3 separate regions of the Homo sapiens genome follow, and regions 1 and 2 are each linked to region 3. A link is a contact called in ENCODE Hi-C or POLR2A ChIA-PET data. All regions are on one chromosome and are shown on one strand. The core of a region is the stretch at or near the end of the contact, and the rest is flanking DNA. Distances in the headings are between cores, read along the strand shown.

Region 1 (3,215 bases), core at 671-3,170, 78 kb after region 3:
CTATGTTGATGCTGAACTTAGCATGGATATCTCATTGGCATAGTACACTAAGCCCAGGACCCCTGGGCTCAAGTGACCCTCCTGCTTCTGTCTTCTGAGTAACTGGGACTACAGACATGTGCAACTGTGCCTGGCAGATTTTTTTTTTAATTGTTAGAGTGGCATGAGGAAGGACTGTCTGTGGGCGTGCAACAGAAAGCACTGTATTTGGAGTCTAAAGACACAGGTTCATCTGCAGCAAAGACCCTGTGCCTGCTTTGTAACATCAAGGGGTTCATATGAGAAGCAATGTTACTTTAAAATGCAATTTATTTATATTCTCTTACAAGAATAAATTTGAGGTGGCCTATTCAAAGAAATCTTGTTGAAATATTTTGTAATCCAGGAACTACATATATATATGTTAAATATGTGTGTGTGTGTGTGTGTGTGTGTGTGTGTGTGTGTGTGTGTATTTAACATTTACCTCCCCCGAAAATTTAAGACCTCCCCTCCAACTTAAGTTACTTTCATGTGACCAAATTGCACAGTTTATTAATGGCAGAGTCAAGGCCACAATTTACTGTCCAACCTTCAAAAGGGTAAGAAATAAAGTACTTAGAGGATTAAGCTGTAATATAAGCCAGCCAACGTAATGTTCAGGTGAGAACGTTAGTAATAACATATGCATGGAGACCTGGGCAGAGGAAGTCATGATGAATTTCTGGGCACTGAGAAATTCTGCTAAAGCTTGGTGTTAGTGAAGCATGACAGCTAAATCCTTGGTTTCAGCCATCTGTCACTAGAATACCTCCATCAGGACTTTCAGGGTATATCCACCGCAGCGTATACTTAGCTTCCAGTTCTTGGATGCTCCGCGGTCTCCTTCAATTTCAAATTCCCTGGGAGTGAACCACTTTTTATCCTCACTCTGTATACACTTCTTTGAGGTTCCTGTAAGACCAAGGCAAAGTGAGCTCCCCAACTGTGAAAACACCTGAACTTGGCCTCCCCCCATGCTGGGGTCTGGGGCCACCCACTTTGGGCTTAGGATCGTAGCAGTAAAGTCTGAATTTTCCTGTCAGATATCAGGGGCTTCATACCCAGCCTGAAGGAACAGAGATGAAGGGTTCTCTCTGTCATGTGTGTACATTTCTTTGACCATCATGCAATGAGAAGAAATATTACTACCAACATTTACCTTTTCAACGTATTTTGCTATATTCCAAAGGTGGGGGTGGGTGCAAAGAATGGCCCTAAAGAATGAGCAGAATTCTTCCTCCTCCCTTCTCTGAGACCTGATATAGAGTCAGCCTGAATTTCAGAGAGGTGGATGAAGGCATAAAGCCCTCTACCATGCTCTTGGGTCCCCAAGTGGCCATGTGGAAGCTGTTACTACAGCCACATCTGCCTTGTCTTGTACCATGTTGTACATGTGGTACAATCAATTATGTTTCATATTTTGAACTCATGGCTATTTTATATTAAAAGTAATTATGGAAATGTTATATAGTGGGAGAAGTTAAATTATGCTTATGCAACATAGTCATGGGGCAAACATTTATATTTGTTGGTGCTCAAAGAACTATGTTGTGGGGAGGTGTCAACCATGACAGATGAACATTAGTTCTGTAATTTAACAATTGTAACTTGCAAAGTATTTTATGTCTGTTTTTTTATTTTTTTCTCATAATAATACAGTGAGGCAAGTTATATTATTGTTCTGATTTTGTAGAGAAGGAAGTTCAAGGTTAGAGAGACCGAGCACCTGGCTGTAGATGAATCAGACACTCTTGGTATAGCTGAAACTTGAATGCAGGTCTTCTGATTCTAAACCCTGTGATCTTACCATTTAGCAGAAGGCTAAACAGATGTTATGGGAAATGGGGCGTGAAAGTTACTGCTGAGATTCTCAGATGTGTACATTTTCCACCCAAGTACTGAGGTGCTTGCCCTTGTAGTGGGTGCTAGTTGGATGTCTTGTGGGCCTTTCACATAGGGTAAGAGGAGATGGCCTCATAGGTTAATGTTTTATGAATTTTGAAAGTGTGAAAATGTCATTGTTGTGCAAAACAGAGTTAACAGAGTGGGCCTGAGACTTTCCTTAGAGGGCCTATATGCAAGGTTGGCCATTGTCCATATGCAAGTTTGGCCACTGGCATTTAGGAATTTGGATTTTAGGAGAGTTCTATCATTCCCAGAACTCACTGTGGGCTAAACTGTTCATAATAAACAATGTGGATAAACATATTGTTTATCCATAAAGATAAAGCCCTTTAGAGATAAATCCCTCTTATTTATGGTTATAAACAAATGCAATTTATTTATATTCTCTTACAAGAATAAATTTGAGATAGCCTATCCAAAGAAATCTTGTTAAAATGTTGTGTAATCTGGGAACTACCGATCCTGATGTATTATTTTCAGACATATGTAAATAAATTGCATTTATCTATAACCATAAATGAAGAAGAGGGCTCACTGTGCCTAAACTGTTTGCGCAAATGATATGGTTTATGCTGAACACCCGCTTTCCTTCTGGGAATCTGGAATTTTGGTATGTGCTAGGCAGAGGGCACCTATGTGACTGGTAAAAACCCTGGACTCCTAAACTCAGGCTGGTTTCCCTGGTAGACAACATTTTACATGTGTTGTCACAATTTGTTGCTGCAGTAATTAAATGAGTCCTGCATGACTCCACTGGGAGAGGACTCCTGGAAGCTTGCTTTTGGTTGTCTCTGAATTTCACCCCATGTGCATTTTCCCTATGGTATGTTTTGCATGCTTCTCTCATAAACCCTAGCTGTAAATGTGATGATGTCCCAAGTCCTAGGAAAGCTCCTAGCAAATCTTCAAGCCTGGGGCTGGTTTTGCAGAACCTCAAAGGCAAGTGTCTACTCCTAAACAGTATGCTATCTGTGTGGATATTTTCCAGCTGAAAATCGTAGATGGACCAGTAAACTCACCTTGTTTGAATCGCTCCTTATATAGAGTGCCCTTCACCTCACCACAGGTCACAGGAAGTTCAGATTGTTTAAAATTAATATTTTCATCTTTGGGAATTCTTGGACCTGCAAGGAAGCATTTTTTTTTCCATTCCATCTACTTTTACAACTGTGCATTGTCCCTCCCCACCTGTCTTGAGAGCTTTCTTTTATAATTCAAAATGTATTGGAGGTATTTCCCCCATGAATCAGTTACATTTCAAAGTCCTTCTTTCATGGCACATTAGATAG
Region 2 (2,759 bases), core at 165-2,664, 110 kb after region 3:
ACACTGAATTGATGTCTAAGGTCTTCGTCTAGTTCTCTGAGACTTTGAAACAGCTCTTCATTACTTTTATGCACCAATTTCCTCATTTATGAAACAGGGACAGCAACGGTTATCCTGTTCAGCTTTAAAATTTTTATGAATATTAAATATCTTACTTGCAAGAGTTAATAGGAAATCACTATATAAATCAATAACAGTCCAGAGGATATCTTTCAAAACAATGTATTTTTAGCATAAGAGTAGGTATCTGATTTTTCTTTCCTGACAGGTAGCAGGACTATTTGTCTTTTTAGGCCTTTCCAAAGTTGTGACAAAATGACACTATTACCTGTGAGTGGAAGAACATGTTTTCTTTTTTTTTTTTTCAAGAACAAGGATGGAACTCGCTTTATAAATTCAACACTTTACTATTGATATGCTAATATAGTGAGATACTACTATGTTTACCAGTGTATTTTTTTACCACCTAACCAAGAGAGCCCATTCTGTTAAATATGGCTTTATAATGATCTCTTGCCTCCCTGCAGTTCCCAAAAGGGTCGGGTTAAGCAAATGTAGAGAACAGGATTCTGGCGGCACCAAACCTGTTCTTTGTCACAGTCTGCTCACAGTCAAGTGCAGCAGGAAACCGGGACTATGATTTCAGACTTTTGAAATTCTGAAGCTTGGGGCCTGTGGGCCCACTTCCTGTTGGTGATCCAGAGGCTGTTTCATGCTTTGCTTCAACTCTGATCACTTCCCACATCCCTACCCAGTGTCTGTGATATCCACTGAGCCACTTCCATCCCAAGACCCTAGGGTAGCCTTACCCATCATGTCAGATGCTTGACTACTTTCAGTCCTTGCTTCTTGGCTTCTTGGCACACCTTTTGGAAAACACATGACACAGGAGCACTTCTTATTTTCAGGTTCTTGTGGCTGTGATCCTAAATTGTGATTTGTAAACATTTTTATTTGTGCCCACTCCCCTTCAAAGATTCTCCTTCCCCCCAACATTAGTGACTGCCCACTCCCCACAGCTAAATTAAGGGATGGGCTCTACATCTGAAATCTCTTTTTCTTTTGTGGTTCCTCACTGTATTTTTCCCTTCTGTTCATAAATAACCCTGAGAATTTCATCTTGAAATAAAGGGTCAATTAATAGTTTGTTTCAGTGATGAAGAACACTGGAGGAGCAAAGGCTGGTTTTAGGGAAAAAGATGATGTGCTCAGTTTTGGAGGTGTTAAGTTTGAAGGTCTTGAGTAACATCCAAGTGGTGAAGTCTAAGGCCTTCAGAATCTCCAACAGGAGCCTTCTGACACTTGGATGAATGAGTTTAGAAGACAGGGCTGGCTGGAGATACACATGTAGGAATCATGAGGTTGTGGGTGGTGACTGAAATCACAGGAGTGGATGAAATGCCTGGGTGAGGCCTTTTTTAATCTGGGTGAGTCAGAGGGGCCAGGGGACACCTTATTCTGAAAACTTACTGCTATTGTGAATCATGCCTTGTGCTAAAGTTGCTTTTATCTCATGGTCATTTCAGATCCTACAATTTCTCCATCATTCTCTTCTCTCCCATTTACACTTCCCCCTTCTTGCCTCCATTTTTCTCTCATCTTTTAATTCTTTCTCTACATACTTCTTGTTGTACCTAATTTTTTACACCACTCATCACCCTTTGAATGTATCTCATTCCACCTGTTTTTCTGTTTATATCTTTAGATCTAGTTTTATTATTGAGGTGAACTTCTTTCTACTATCACTTCCTCCTTCTATTCTCTCTTCTAGCTTGTTTCTCTGAATCTTGTCTTGACTTTTTTTTTTTTTTTTTTTTTTTTTGAGACGGAGTCTTGCTCGATCGCCCAGGCTGGAGTGCAGTGGTGCGATCTTGGTTCACTGCAAGACCTGCCTCCAAGGTTCACGCCATTCTCCTGCCTCAGCCTCCTGAGTAGCTGGAGCTACAGCTGCCTGCCACCATGCCTGGCTAATTTTTTTTGTTTTTAGTAGAGATGGGGTTTCACCGTTTTAGCCAGGATGGTCTTGATCTCCTGACCTCGTGATCCGCCCACCTCGGCCTCCCAAAGTGCTGGGATTACAGGCATGAGTCACTGCGCCTGGCCCTTATCTTGATCTTGACTCTTTTTGCAATTTCAATCTTTGTCTTTATCCACATTTTCTTCATCTATATTCATCTTTATCTCACAGGTTATTACTTTCATCACCAAATGCCTGCTGTTAGGACACTGACCACATAGCCATCTCTATTACCTTTGTCTGTTCTTTATGAGCTTTCTACCTTGCAAGGCTGTCAATCAATCAGCAACTTTATTTTCACGTTTCTGGTACAATTTCTGAGAAGTGTGTTGAAAATTATCCCTCCCTCCCCCACAAAATTCCCCTACCTGGAATATTTGAATTCCTTGTCCACTTAGAAAAACTTGAAGCTGACTCTTATATCTTTTCATTTGGTGACTCTAGCCTACCTTTCTCCATTCTTTCTCCTTACTTTATCCACTCAGTGTCTCCTCCCTCCATTCAGGAGCCCAGCTCTTCTTTTTCTTTTCGCTCCCTCAAACCTGTCGCAAGCAGCCCGAGTCTGTGCACAAGTCTTTGTGTGTGTGGTGTGTATGTGTGTGTGCATATGTTTTGGGGGAGAGGTAAGGAAAAGAAAAAAGAACTTTTCCTCCATGCAAGTAGGAAAAAAAAGATAATTAATAATGAACTGAACATCATAATCGGCTTCTCCATCACAAGCTAATGGGCTGCATCTCTTCTG
Region 3 (3,062 bases), core at 429-2,928:
GGAAGCCATGTCTTCAGTGTGTGATTGTACTCTTCCTGTTGTGTTCTTTATGGCAAGGGAAGAACCATCTCCCTATCTCTGGGAGCCTGTTCAGGACTTCTCATACCACAGGGGGAAGGTGGGGAGTGTGGGGGCAGTGACTGCTGCGCAGACAACAAAATCACCATAAGATTTATTCCCACGGCATCCTGGGCAGGATGAGAGCTCAAAAGACAAGAGGAAGGGTTGACTTGTTTTTCTAACGCAGTGGATCAAATATTTAAGGAGTTCTAGAATATTACATGAAAAATAGTAGCCTACACTGAGAACAATGGAAGTATTCTATGCAATTACATTGTCAATCTTTTTTTAACTTTAAAGCTATTATTTTGTATACTTTTACCATTGAATTTTTTAACAGTATTCTCAAGAAGCCCGTATAAACTCGATTCCTATACAGAGAGTTGTGTATCAGGTTCTCTGCCACCTGGAGAAGGTGTTTGATTGTTCAGTTCTGTCAGTCCTGTTCAGCAGGATTAACCTGAAGGAGTATCCCGATTTAATTGAGATTCATAAAAGCTTCAAAAAGGGTAATCAATTCTCTCCCCTGTCTTTTGGGGTCTAGGTCTGGTTTTCATTCTTTCACTTGGTCAGTCGCTCATTTAGCAAGTATTCATGAAATGCTCACATGCGGCCGGGCGCGGTGGCTCACACCTGTAATCCCAGCACTTTGGGAGGCCGAGGCGGGCGGATCACTTGAGGTCGGGAGCCTGACCAACATGGAGAAACTCCATCTCTACTAAAAATACAAAATTAGCCGGGCACGGTGGCACATGCCTGTAATCCCAGCTACTCGGGAGGCTGAGGCAGGAGAATCGCTTGAACCTGGGAGGCGGAGTTTGCAGTGAGCTGAGATCGCACCATTGCACTCCAGCCTGGGCAACAAAGAGTGAGACTCCTTTAAAAAAAAATAATAAAGAAATGCTTACATGTCCCAGGCCCTGTGCTAGGCGGTGTGAATATAACTAACCTGCGCCCTGGCCTCCTTTCGTTGGCAGTCTCTGAGGACCTTGGTCCAGGTGTCTCAGGACATTTCCCAGTGCTGCAATATTTGCTCCCTGATTGTAGACTTCAGAGAGTCCTCCCTTTGTTCCTTGGGTCTGGGCCACCCCTGGGGAAGTCTGTCTAGTTCCTCCACCATGTCCTCTCTCTTTGGGAGCCTCTCATCTTTCCAGACCCAATTTAGCCAAAACTCTGCTGTTTTCTAGCCCCACCTTTAAGGCTGTTGGGTTTCTCTTACCTAGAGGCATCTCTCTAGGATCTTAGCTCTTCTCCTCGGGAAATCCCTTTGTTTCTTCTGTAAGATTTGCACAGTTCACAGAGACATTCCACTTACAGAATTTGTATGGAGATAAGCTTTCACGCCTCTCTGATCATCTTGTTGGATGATTAATTATGGTTTACAATTTTTCTACTGCTCCATCATCCTTAAAACCTGAGAGGCTCATCATCTATAGGACTTCAGTGGTTTTGTGCTGTTATTTTCTTTCTTGGCTGCCTCAGAGGAAGAAACAAGCAACACCAAGTCACAAGCCACTGAGATTCAGAGTGACTGAAGGGCTAGGAGTTTCCCACTGAATTGTAAGAACACATGGTGCTTCGTTCATGTGGTCATGAGATGGAGTTCCTGGTCACTTGCTTGCAGGCCCTAATTAATTCTTTTCTTTGTTCAGTGCTCCCCTTTTCCCAGAAAAGGGATGGAAAAGAGACAACAAAAATGCCCAGCTTTCAACCAACCTGTAAACAAGGTAATAATGTCTGGACAAAAACTTTGTTTTCTGGTCTACTAAGAAGAAAAGGAGACAGGGAACCGAGGTCTGAGGGAAGACTGCACTGCTGGGGATGGTGGCAGAGCTGGTTGAGGGTCACTTTGTGTTGATTCCAAAGTGACCTGACTCCAGCTGGAATCCAAGAGCACTCTCAAGAGGTGGCAAAAACAGACTTTCCCCCCAGTAACCCGGAGGGTAGAATGAGGATCTGAGTGTGAATTACTAGTTTATAGGAGACCTTCAGTGAGAAGCGGTGAAGGGCTAAGAAGGATGTGCCTATGGCCAACAATGTCAAAGAAGATACTCTTGGTGATGCCAGAAGAAGGGGCCAATTTAAACGTGGACATGTTGTTCAGCAGCAGGAATATTCAAAGAGAAACTTAGTCATACAGAAAGACACAAAGAGGGAGTGACGCATATGCTGAGAAGAGGATGAGGGTATTTTGAGAGAGGGAGGAAGAAGGAGGGGAAATGAAAGACAGTCAAGGACAACAATAAAAATAACCGTATTATGAACAGCTCACTGTGATGGAATGCCTGCTCCGTGGCAGCTGTGGGTTTATTGCTCATGGCTGCCTTTGGAGATTAGTATTATTTATGTGCCCATTTTGCAGATTAGGAAACTGAAACCCAGAGGGACAATGTATGGGGTTGCGTAGGTCAGATGAGAAAAGATAAACCCAGAGCCTTTGTTGTTGTGTTTTTTGGGAGGGAAGGAGGTAAAATTCAGATGTTAACCATTTTAAAGTGTGGAATTCAGTGACACTTAGTATATTCACAATGTTGTACGACCTCCTGTCTCTAGTTTCAAAACGGGTTAATCATCCCAAATGGAAACCCTATGCCCATTAACCAATTATCTAATTTCCCTCTGCCCCTAATCCCTGGCAATCAGTAATCTACTTTCCGCCTCTACAAATTTGCCTACTCTGGACAGTTCATGAAAATGGAATCACACAATATGTGGCCTTCTGTGTCTGGGCTTCCTTCACTTAATAAGATGTTTCCAGGTTTTTGCCACGTGGTAACATGAATTAGTATCTCAAGTCCTTTTGATGGCTGAATAATATTCCATCATACATCTCTACCACATTTCGTTTATTCATTCATCAGTTAATGATGGGTTGTTTCTATCTTTCCGCTATTGTGACAGAAGTTACATTCTTCCTGTTACCCAGGGAATCTAATGGAAAAGATAGAAACAGAAACATGAAACAAAAATGGGGAAATACATGCAGAAAAAAAGATCCAGGG

The links. A loop is a pair of places that touch in the nucleus more often than their neighbours do. ChIA-PET counts read pairs that join two places held with the same protein, here RNA polymerase II (POLR2A). Pooled maps may share reads with other maps.
Region 1: a loop to region 3 is called in a pooled map, with 4 times the contacts of the local background. The contact joins two enhancer-like sites. A Hi-C loop is called at or near these places in 13 of 37 single-sample maps with no recorded cell type and 5 of 50 pooled maps. POLR2A ChIA-PET finds 5 or more read pairs at or near these places in 2 of 52 experiments (CD4-positive, alpha-beta T cell and activated B cell).
Region 2: a pooled map shows a loop between it and region 3 (4-fold over the local background). The contact joins two enhancer-like sites. A Hi-C loop is called at or near these places in 1 of 168 maps with a recorded cell type or tissue (GM12878), 13 of 37 single-sample maps with no recorded cell type and 12 of 50 pooled maps. POLR2A ChIA-PET finds 5 or more read pairs at or near these places in 2 of 52 experiments (OCI-LY7 and activated B cell).

Annotation. Positions count from the first base shown.
Region 1 is chr2:230,504,021-230,507,235 of GRCh38, reverse strand. It overlaps SP100 (SP100 nuclear antigen), which reads right to left. Exons shown (of 29, transcript NM_001080391.2): 21 at 2,946-3,050; 22 at 791-933. The region is part of intron 2 of LOC101928816 (a long non-coding RNA gene); the gene reads left to right. It also overlaps the pseudogene RN7SL834P. Among named protein-coding and RNA genes, the nearest start is that of SP100, 89 kb to the right of the region's middle. RefSeq lists an enhancer at 1,949-2,118. Within about 2 kb of position 1,920, at least 2 of the 41 ENCODE cell types and tissues checked have a DNase peak (open chromatin) inside an H3K27ac peak, as active enhancers do.
Region 2 is chr2:230,471,491-230,474,249 of GRCh38, reverse strand. It overlaps SP100 (SP100 nuclear antigen), which reads right to left. Exons shown (of 29, transcript NM_001080391.2): 16 at 810-926. All of the region lies in intron 3 of LOC101928816 (a long non-coding RNA gene), which reads left to right. Among named protein-coding and RNA genes, the nearest start is that of SP100, 57 kb to the right of the region's middle. Within about 2 kb of position 1,414, at least 7 of the 41 ENCODE cell types and tissues checked have a DNase peak (open chromatin) inside an H3K27ac peak, as active enhancers do; they include GM12878, where a contact is called at or near this core.
Region 3 is chr2:230,582,312-230,585,373 of GRCh38, reverse strand. All of the region lies in intron 1 of LOC112268431 (a long non-coding RNA gene), which reads left to right. Among named protein-coding and RNA genes, the nearest start is that of LINC01907, 120 kb to the left of the region's middle. RefSeq lists enhancers at 1,021-1,160, 2,281-2,500. Within about 2 kb of position 1,678, at least 2 of the 41 ENCODE cell types and tissues checked have a DNase peak (open chromatin) inside an H3K27ac peak, as active enhancers do; they include GM12878, where a contact is called at or near this core.